Linked DNA regions of Homo sapiens: region 2 is linked to region 1. Evidence: chromatin loops called from intact Hi-C (ENCODE). Cell type or tissue: chondrocyte. All regions are shown on one strand. Links, peaks and the distances in the headings refer to the core of each region. The heading gives the core; the rest is flanking DNA. Region 1 holds the start of LARP6 (La ribonucleoprotein 6, translational regulator). Region 2 overlaps UACA (uveal autoantigen with coiled-coil domains and ankyrin repeats).

Region 1 (5,376 bases), core at 126-5,125:
CTTAGCCTTGTCCCAACTTCCCAGCTTCACCACAATATCTTATTCCAAGTCCTTGGTTTCCAGCTGTAGTGCCAGGCACACTCAAAAATATTTCCAATTGATTCCAAACAACACCCTTGTATATACTGGAAAGGTCTTCTAGGGTTGAGTTTTTCCTTCAACCTAATCTCAGTCCATCCTGATGGCTTGTCAATGTGCTTCCTTTTGTTTCATCCTCAGGAGCTATGGAAAAAGCTGTTTCCCCTTGTGAGTTTACTATGAAAATGAGCTGTCAAGATTCCAGGGAAGGGAAAGATGCCAACTCCAGGCTGAGGTCATGATTTTGTTTAAAGAGGCTTTGCTAATCATCTCAGTGGTGATGCAAACTCCCTGCAATGATGTTCAAGACAGGCCTGGGTGGGACTGGCCTCCCTTCCCCTGCCACGGCTCTGGGGAGGAATAAGCTGGAAATCGAAAGGAGCCCTTTAAAAGCCCTGGTTTCTTCACCAGTGACACAAATGATGGGTATGTGGGTAGGACTAATCAAAGCAAATCAGCAAGTGTTCCTAGATGAAGGCTCCCTGCTAGACAAAATCGGGTGCAACAAAGTGGAAGAAGAGGCCCTTCCCTCTAAGCCTCACTGGGACTCACTCTCCTCATTGCAAACGTGATCGAGTTGGACTTCTCCCATGAAATACCCCTAGTGCAAATGAGGGTTTCTGTCCTCCGCTCCTCTAGGCATTATTCTAAGCCAACTACTATAAATGAGAAACTTATGTGAGTTGCCTTAAACATTCCGTGCAAGTTTTGCATTTGATTTCACAGATATTCCAAGTTGTTTTAATATATACATTGTGGCTGTTCTCTCAAATAGCTAAGTAAAATTGATACCCCAGAAAGATGCCCCATATTTATGCTATGACTTAATGGGTACCCCTAAGAGTACCCATTCTTGGGTACTCTGCCAGACTACCCATTCCCTACCAGGAGCAGCTCCGAGCTGGATGATGTCTGACATTCTTTCTAGATCCAAAATTCCTTTATGAGGAGTCAGAAATAAGTAATAACAGAAACAACATAGGCAGATATGTTTGAATGTAAGGACATATAAATTCAATTTCTTTTTTTCAAAACTCTCACCAAGTAAAACGCTTCTACAGCCCAGATTCACCCACCAACTGTCAGTTTTCAAACTGTATTTTCAGAATCTATATTTTAAGAAAAGTCCCCAGGGGACTCTTATGATCAGGCATTTGGAAACCCTGAAAAGACATGTATGAATTGTTCATAAACTATAAAACCTGAGATGAATGTGAGCCATCATTGTGGGTAAGGATAACAACCCCTGATGTCTTTGCCACACGAGATGGCTTAAATGAGATAGATAATGGGTATCACTTTGTGAAATTCAGGAACCGAAATTATCAAACTGGAAGGCATGGTGGCTGCTGCAGCTCTTTCCTTCTGAGCCTCATCACAGGTGTTTGCAGAGGATCTATAGCCCTGGAGGGAGGCACAGCTGGCTGGAAAAAGACACTGTCAGCCTCTTGCCTCTTCCTTTCCCAGTAGCTCAGATCCAGGGCTGTGAGCTGTTCTGGTGCAGAAACAGCAATAGCACCAAAGGTCTCTCTCTCTTCCTTTACTTACTTATTTTAGGACCTCTTCTATCAAAACAGAGGTCCGACAAAGAAAGGGACACAGATTCTAGTGTCCTTAAGAAGAGGGGCTGTCCTCGCTGGGCCCCTGGGTCTCTCCCCAGCCCTGCCCAGACACCCAGGACCCTATACATGGTGTTCTTTTACAAGGACACTGCCCTCCAGGAGACCTCATTTCCTAAGCCTATCCTAACTTGTCTTTCTATATCAAAACAAATGTATTGGTCCAGGGTTCTGTTGTTTTGGGGTCCCAGTGTGGCAAATTAATATGATAAATTATGTTTAAGGCTCTAAATAAAGTGCTACATGAAAGCAGATTCAGGTCTTATTCATTTCTTTTTCTTCTTTCCTTCTTTCTTTTTTTTTCTTTTTCTTTTTTTTTTTTTTGAGACGGAGTCTCGCTCTGTTGCCCAGGCTGGAGTGCAGTGGCACAATCTCGGCTCACCACAACCTCTGCTTCCCAGGTTCAAGTGATTCTCCTGCCTCAGCCTCCCGAGTAGCTGGGATTACAGGCACGTGCCACCACGTCCAGCTAATTTTTGTATTTTTTTTAGTAAAGACAGGGTTTCACCATGTTGGCCAGGATGGTCTCGATCTCTTGACCTCGTGATCCGCCCGCCTGGGCCTCCCAAAGTGCTGAGATTACAGGCTTGAGCCACTGCGCCCGGCCGGTCTTATTCATTTCTATGCTCCTGTCCCTAGTTTCTGGGTCACATTTGGAGAGGTGAGATGGAACTCAATTTGAAGTTACACGTGAAAAGGTGGCAGTGTTTTAGAACATCCTGACATTTCAATAGCTCCCTTTATTCATTCAACAAACATCTGAGTGCATACTATGTGCAGGGCATACTCTATAGGCCATCGGCTTTCGAACTTTTGTGAACTTCAGCATCACCTAGAGGCCTTGTTAAAACACAAAGTTCTGAATCATAGATTCTGATTCAGGAGGTCTGGATGAGCCCTGAGAATTCAATTTCTAACAAGTTCCCCGGTGCAGCTGATGCTCCTGGTCTGGGAACCACACTTGGAGAAAAACTGATACAGGGCAAGGCAGGAGCCAAGCCCCTGACCTCCTAAGACGCGGTCTAGGGTGGTTATTATGTCAAGGAGACTAACGATGGAAATTTTCTGATCTTGGCAGGCCAGTGGGGGAGACACGCAGGAGGCCTGGAAGCCCCTGGAGCTGTGGTCTCTGGCTGCCACCCCCGGAGTCAAGCACAAACAGAAGTCAGCTGTGCTGCGCCCATCCCTGCGGCGCCGTGAAAGAAGGCGCAGGAGGAGGGAGCCCTGACACCTCCTCTCGGGCTGGGGCCCCACAGCGGCGAAAAGACGGAGGGAGTGATCGGGGGTCGCGGGGATCCTTCCGGGACGGGCCTCCGTCGGAGGAGCTCCGGAAAGCCGCCCTCCACCTCCGAGGCCCCGCCTGCGCGGGCGCTCCACTAGCGGTCGGGGTGGTGGCGGCGGCGGCGGCGGCGGCGGCGGCGCGGGGCGGGGCGCCGCGACCCCTGTCCCTCCCCTGGGCCGAGCGGCAGGCGCGCTCGCACCGCCCCCGCCCCCTCGTCGCAGTCGCTGCCGACCGGCTGGCTGGGCCTTGCGGCGTGAGGACCCCGGCGGCGCCGCAGTCCCGCGAGCCATGGCCCAGTCCGGCGGGGAGGCTCGGCCCGGGCCCAAGACGGCGGTGCAGATCCGCGTCGCCATCCAGGAGGCCGAGGACGTGGACGAGTTGGAGGACGAGGAGGAGGGGGCGGAGACTCGGGGCGCCGGGGACCCGGCCCGGTACCTCAGCCCCGGCTGGGGCAGCGCGAGCGAGGAGGAGCCGAGCCGCGGGCACAGGTAGGCGCGGCGGCTGGCCCGGGAGGTGGGCCCCGAGGGGGCGCCGGGCCGCGCGCGAGTTCGGGGCGCTGACTGCGCGCGACAACTCCTCGGGCAGAGGGGGTTGAGTCAGCCCCGCCGCCGGGGAAGCAGCTCCGGGCCGAGCCCCTGAGTCAGAACCGGCCCGTGGAGGCAGCCGGTGCCCCAGCCCGCAGCTTCGTCGCCCAACCGAGGCTCCCAGGGCTGGCGGCCGGGATCTGAGGGGCCTGGACGTGGGGATGTTCAGGGATCCAGGAGGAGGACTTTCACGGGCCATCCAAGCCACCCCCTCCTCTGGAGGAGGCCTCTTCTCTGTGGGCTCCCTCAAGACACCACCTCCCCATCGCCGCAAAGTCCATCCCTACCCGCCTTCCCCTCCCCTTGCGAGTGGTCCCGCTTACCCTTCACTGCCATCATCGCCCTGCCTTTCCCAGTCCTGCTGGCTGCGCTCAGTCTTTAGGTGGTAGCAGGCCAGGTACAGCGGACACTTGCTGATGGGGGATTCCAGGAGGTGGGATTTCAAGGTAATTTGAGACGGATAGAGGACTTGCTGCTTTACTTCCTCCGCCCTGGGGGATTCCCATTTTCACACAGCCTTTCCCACCAGACCTTTATGTTTGCATCATCTTGCTGCCTTGCGGGGGGCGGGGGGGGGGTGTTCCTGGGTTTTGGGTAGTTTGGAGCTGCTATGGCACTTGTTTAACCTTGTCCCGGGTCCCGAGCTTTGTCCTCAGGCACCTTGGCTCCTGTCCACTAATGCCCAGGCCCTTAAGGACTGGTGTTTTGTTCCTGCTGTTGAAAGGAGATAAAACATAGACATAGACATGAGAGTGGGGAAATGACAGAACTTGCACATTCTGGTGGATGCCAACAGGCACTTATTAGGAGCTCTCTTTCTTCTAGGACCCTGTCCCAGGCGTTTAGCTGTTAAGGTTCTGCAGGATTGTCCTGGCAAGCGTATATCTACTTCACTGGGAGAATACTCAACTCAAGGGTGGAAGAATACTGGGCCCAGAGCCATTCTCTATTACTGGCTCACCCTTCCCCAGGTTAAAGGGTCAGACTTCTGGACCCAGAGATTCGGGGCAGACCAGTAGAGACAGTTGTTAGGGGAGAAAAGTCAGCCCACCAGGGTAGGGCAGGAAAGCTGGACCATAGTGTATGACAAAGTAGATAGATCAGTGCTTTATAATGCAAGGCCTGATTCGTTTAGCTCTGTGCCAAGTACCGAGAGCATAAAAATGATGAACCCTTAGTCACTGACAGCTCACAGTCTCGAGAAGGCAGTCCCCTAGTCAGACAATATCAGAGTATGTAAAATAGCCCCAAGTGGTTTATCCTTATAACTTTATTTTCCTGTGGCAGTGGCAAATAGCCATCCCTATCCTGAGGGCTAAATTTGTGAGATTGTATCATTAGCCAGGATTAAAGCTCTACTTATGTTTAAGGCCTGGAAAGATCCCCTATGGAGGTCTAGGAGAAACCAAGCCTCAGTATGGGTAGGCCTCTTGCCTGAACCCCTCTTGCTCTTCCTCCAGAACTGCCCAGCTCCCGTGGCTTGAGTCTCAGCAAGTGTTCAGTCTGAAGCCCTTCCTGCTGCCCACTGGCATAGAGTTGACCCCAGAAAATCCCTGGGGTTCTTCGGTGAGCTGACAGAGCCCAGTGGGCAGGCACCCAGAGCAGGAGGAGATGTAGCCAAGAACAGGATCCACACTATCCCCTGTTTGGACCCAGGCTCGCATGGCAGCAGCCATCACCCGATGTGAATGTTCTCAGCTCCTGGAGCCTACAGGAGAAAACCCAGATTCCTCAATCTGCTCATTAAGATGTGACACCCACTCACATCATCTCCTCAGCCCATTGCCTCAACAGTTCACGCTGTCAACAGTTC
Region 2 (5,376 bases), core at 268-5,267, 150 kb after region 1:
CCGTAACAATAGCTGAGTCTTGGCCAATCCCAGCAGTCACATACTTCAACCACTCATACACTGCTGAGTGTTCAAACTGTATTCAAATACGACAAACGCCATCCTGTAACCAATCCAGCTATTTCTGTACCTCCCTTCTGATTTCTACACATCACTTCCCTTTTTAATCTATAAATTTGTTTTGACCACAAGGCATCCCTGGGGTCTCTCTGAATCTGCTGTGATTTTGTGGGCTGCCTGATTTCTGAATGGTTCATTGCTCAATTAAACAACTTTAAATTTAATTCAGCTGAAGTTTTTCTTTTAAGAGTAACTCTGACCCAGGAGCAGGAGCACCTGTGACTCTCGCCAGTGCCTACCATTTTTGGGCATAAACATCTACCATGCATGGTGCTGAGATCATTCATATCTATTAGCTATTTGATTTTACACATATAGGTTCTCTATTGTTATCCTTGCTTTGTAGTTGAGAGCACTGGTGCCTAGAAAGTATAAATAAATTATCCTACTAGTATACATACAGCAGGTAGACTTTTGAGTCAGGCAAAATTCTGAAGAACATGTGTTTTAACTAAAGTGCTTTTTGAGGAGTCCAGTGGATTTGTAGGCTGGTAAAGAAAGACTTGCGGTGTGGGATGTGCAGGAGTATGTGTGAAGAAGGATCTTTTATCGACCATGAGCAGTAGGATCTGTTTGCTCAGTTGCAATCAGCTGAACCACTCATGGGCTAACTGCCCTCATCTCAGGTCAATAGATACTTGTTATCTGAATGTGGATAGTTTACTGGGGAACAATGTTGCTGGTAAATGTGTGTTACAGATCTAGCCTATTTAACAATTTAGTCCAAGAGGAAAGAGGATTCATGAAGCAGATGTGGATTCTGGTTCTTAAGATGGGTGAGAATCTAGTGACTGACTACCAAGTTACTTATTGAAAAATTAGTTTTATAGTTTCAAACCAGACACAGAAGAAACCTTAGATATAGTCAAATTAGAGGGGAGCTGAGGAGACAGGCAGTAAGCTAATAAACAGATAAACATCTGATGTAATGGCAGATACTGATGAGCTCCCTGCAGAAAAGTAAAACGGTGCAAGGATAAAGAGTGGTGGGGTAGAGTGGGACACGGGGCCGTTTAGATGTAGAGGTCTGAGAAGCCCTCTCTGAGGAAGTGACATTGGAGAAGAACCTGAAAGTAGGGGAGGGAAGAACCTTATAGGTACAGGGGACAGCAAAGGTGGGAATTTGCGTAGGGCTCTTGGGAAATAGCTATGAAGGAAGGTGTGAAAGCAGGCACAGAAGATTAAGCCACAGAGGCTGGGGAGGTGGCAGGCAGCTCAGGACATCCATAATACTAGGACACACAATCCTATCTCCTGAACATGGGCCGCTCCTTATATGGCTTTAGTTATTTGTTACTGTTTTCCCTCTTCCTTCGCCTTTGCTGTCCTATTTCTAGAAAGAATGTGCTTGCTTTGTTACCCAAAGGACAAGGTCTGAGTTCTAACAAAGATTTCCTCAAAGAATGGTGACACAGACTGGGCGGAGTCTCTGGGTTTAGCCAAATGAATCCATTGTGATATCTCGTGGTTTGGGGGAAAAAACAATCATTGTTTCAAAAATGAGATATGGTATATGACCCTTATATATTTTATAATTAGAATATGGGCCTAATGTTGTAAATTTAGTAGGAAACAGATTTCTTGTGGAAGTACATAGCAGAATTTTTAACTGGCAGCATGATCTATAATATAGCAGCTACTTCCTTCCTGTAAACACTTGTGTTGGAATGTTTTGCATTCCCATGAAACAATTTTCACAAATGTGTCTTTTTAGAGGAAGTGTAAATTATTCTCATGCTATTGTGGTAATGAGAACATGGTTAAAAAACAACAACAACAGCCACCACAAAAAAACCACCCTGAATTTGCACCGGCCTTGGTAATGTAAGAAATGTTGATACAAGTATGCTATCGTAGAGAATGCAGAGAAGTTATCTGCTTTGTCCCCAAATGGAGATTTTTTTAATAGTCTAGCTCGTTGTCTAATGTGTATTTGCCTCCTTTAGTGTTTAACCAGTTTTTTTTTTCATCCAGTGAATCCAGGTAATTTGACTTTTCACTGATAAAATATTTACTTGTTATATTAGGCAGGGTGCTAAACTTGGAAACTAAAAGTACAGAGTTAAATTTAAAATTTGTTGAAAAGTATGCATCACTATGTATTCTATTTAATGTTTTGGCAGTGCCTCTGGCTCTTCTCATTTAACATGCTAGGAGACAGACTGGCAGCAGTTGTAAGCTGAAACCTGGTTGTATGCAGAGAGACTGATAGGGGTACAAAATAAAATGGAGAAAATTTGAAAGTGTTACTGTGTGTGCGTTTCCTTAAATTAAAATGTGACACGTTTGCTTAAAATAGAATTTTATATTCTGTTTGTCAGGGCTATTATAACTTCATGTTAGATGATCCTAAGACTGAAACTGGTTTTAAATATTGTTCTGTGGAATAACCAAATTTGTCTCTTAAAATGTTGTCATTATGTCACACAATTGGTTTTTATATAATAAGCATGTTTTACAATATGTTTGAGTCATTTTCCCCAGTAGACCTGAAATTTATTACTCAGAGGAAAAGCATGCATTTACAATATATTCTTAGCTGCTCCTTTCTATCATTCAGCTGTCAAGTCCTATGGAATCTAAAGTAGAACTCAACCAATGGGAGACAGGCTCCACGCTGTTTACCGGACAATTCGGATGTGGACAGTTTTATCATGCACTGCAGCGTCTGTGTTGCAGTGTTGAGGCAGCAGGATGCAGAGTGCTGTTCAAGTTTTCCAGTGGGGTCCCTCAAAGGGACAACTTTGAAAGATAGCTAGCTTCCAAAGAATAAGAAATAGATAGAGTTACTGTACCTGACTTGGGGCTGCTCTTAATCAAGTTCTGCATTGCAAGGAAGATAATATTCGAGCGTTATGAAGGCGGAGAAGGATCCTGAAGACGAAGAAAATATCGTTAGAGATCCAAGCTAAGTGTAGCACAGCATGTGAGGGACTGAGTCACTTGTCAGGAGTTTGTCTGAGAGTTTGCTTTGTGAGCTTACAGAGATTTGTAACTTAATGCAAAGTAGTTTGCCATTAGCAACAAGAAACTAAATCCTGTCTATGATGAACTGTTGGTTTTCTTGTACTCCTAAGAACAGAGTAGGTATCCCAGTAGTCTAGTGTAACAAAAGATTCTTGGTTAGACTTTCTGAACTGTGTTCTTTTAAAATGCACTACTGTTTTATTAATTTGGTTTGCTTTATTGTTTTCTTCTTGATTAAGTTGATTAGCAGATTGGGGTTAGTAATAGTAAACAAAAGTTCTTTCTTTCTCTGGGTTTAAAAAGCACATGATAAAATCTTAATAATTGTACAGTGTTACTGTTAACTGACAGTGAATCAGAGCTGAAAATGGTGCTTGGTGTAGAACTGAAAATCATATGATAATGTGAGACTTTAATCACATTTAATTATCTTTAAAGAAAGCCTTATTTTTGGATTTTTACAACTTTGTGGTGATTTAAATGGCTCTTTTTTCCACCAGCAAGTTTACTTGGAAATAAACTGGAGATTGTTTTAATTGTAAGGATAGACTAATCAAATCTAGAACAAGCATTTGTGTGTTAAACATGATTTAATCCTTTAGGCATTTGAAAACACAATGTCTTGTAAGCTTATGTCCACGACCACTCCCCAAATTAGAGTCAGTAAACTGTTTTGTTTTTGTTTTAAAGCTTAAGAAAGGTGATGCGTAAAATGTAGCTTAGACTTGGAGCCCATAGGTAGGGTTATTCTGTACTCATAGTTGGCAGTTTAAACTTTTGAAGTTAGGAGGAAGTAGGTTCATCACCAAATTTAAGTAATTTAGAGACAATTCTGAAATCTGTGTAGGTACTTGAACCAGGTTCCATTAAAATATTAAATTTCAGAAGTGAGTTAAAATTTTAATGTATTTGTCTTTTTTTCATATTCAGTTTTCATATTCATTTTCTACATCAAGTATTTAATTTTACATTACTTGTTTAACAAGAAAGTTAGTGATGGTGATTTTTTTTAACTTTTCTTTTTTGGTTTATAGGGAATAGTAGATATAAAATTATATTGATCAAACATGTAGAGGATATACAGGTGATTCAGTTTTTTTCTCAGATTTGTTAGGGTATTTGTGGCCATAGGATTCATTTTGTAAGTTAAGTGAAAAATATCCAGATCTTTTTTTGTTCTAGAAATAATACTGGATTTAGCACAGAATTTACTAGTAAATTGGTATAATATTTTAAAAGGCTAAAATCTCACCTGTTTAAGTAACATGTATTTTAGTTCTATCTTCTGACATTTATGCTTATTGAGAAAAGATCTAGGTTATTGGCTTCAGAATACCTTGAATGTATTTTCTCTAAAGTTAGAGGTAACCTTGATACGATTAAAATGTATGTTATATGAGACATCCTTCTTAAAACCCCCACCTTTAATCTAAATACACATACACAGAATTTTTATTAAAATAAAAAACATTTTTTATAAAAACAATACATGTGGAATGTAAAAAGGGAGAAAATGAAAGTAACTTGTAATCTTAATATTTTTAGATGTTAAGCAGTTAATACTTTAGAGTCTGTCATTTTTAGTTTTTTCTATGTAAAAGTTTTATTTTATTCTAATATATAAACATAATGAATTGCTTTCTGTATAGAATGTGTGTGTGTGTGTGTGTGTGTATATATATATATATATACAATTTGCCTCCATAAATATATTTCCAACAGTACTTTTTAAATAAATGTCTGTGTTGGGGGGGGGTAGTTTCTTAAAATGTATGTAGAATTCCACTGCATCTAAGAGTCCTAGGAGCTATGTAACCAGAGCCAAATCTAAAAGTGTGATTTGAAATCTGAAAGGGTATGGGAAAAGCACACTGATTTTGGAACTATAGAAGTCATGGTTGGGCTTTTGAACACTTAAGACATTTACTGTCTCTGGGGCCTTGGCTTTTCTTATCTGCTAAATGGAGATGATAATTTTAGTTTACTAGGGTTGATTGGGACTTTAGTGCCTGGTACAGGGTAGGTGTTCAGTAGTTATTGATTTCCTTTTTTGCCTCAAAGGCAAAGAGAACTGGACAGAGAACAAAAGAAACATGCTTTCCCTCAAAAGTATAATTTTAAATGTTTCTTGTATATCATGTGTTTTGGGAAGATTTTATAACTCTGCTCTCCTAATGAAGTTAGCACAGAAGGGAGAAGGAAATTTGGAATGCAACTGGAAAATAAGTGATGTATTATGCAGTACTGCTTTCCTTTCTCTCTTTTTTCTTTCTTTAGAAAAATCTTAAC

The links. Peaks named below come from ENCODE experiments on the same cell type or tissue, not always from the same donor. Only the 100,000 strongest peaks of a DNase experiment are listed, where the experiment ranks them.
Region 2: it touches region 1 in a loop (2.0-fold over the local background); 1 of 110 quality-filtered maps calls a loop at or near these places.

Annotation. Positions count from the first base shown.
Region 1 is chr15:70,851,980-70,857,355 of GRCh38, reverse strand. LARP6 (La ribonucleoprotein 6, translational regulator) reads left to right here and starts at 3,199. Exons shown (of 3, transcript NM_018357.4): 1 at 3,199-3,467. The coding sequence starts at 3,268. It also overlaps a transcript of LRRC49 not described here. RefSeq lists an enhancer at 3,309-3,810. In chondrocyte, for the core only: CTCF peaks have their summits at 2,337 and 2,536; DNase peaks (open chromatin) are centred at 2,990, 3,299 and 3,695.
Region 2 is chr15:70,699,704-70,705,079 of GRCh38, reverse strand. All of the region lies in intron 1 of UACA (uveal autoantigen with coiled-coil domains and ankyrin repeats), which reads left to right. Among named protein-coding and RNA genes, the nearest start is that of UACA, 61 kb to the left of the region's middle. In chondrocyte, for the core only: no CTCF peak of the experiment used is centred there; no DNase peak of the experiment used is centred there.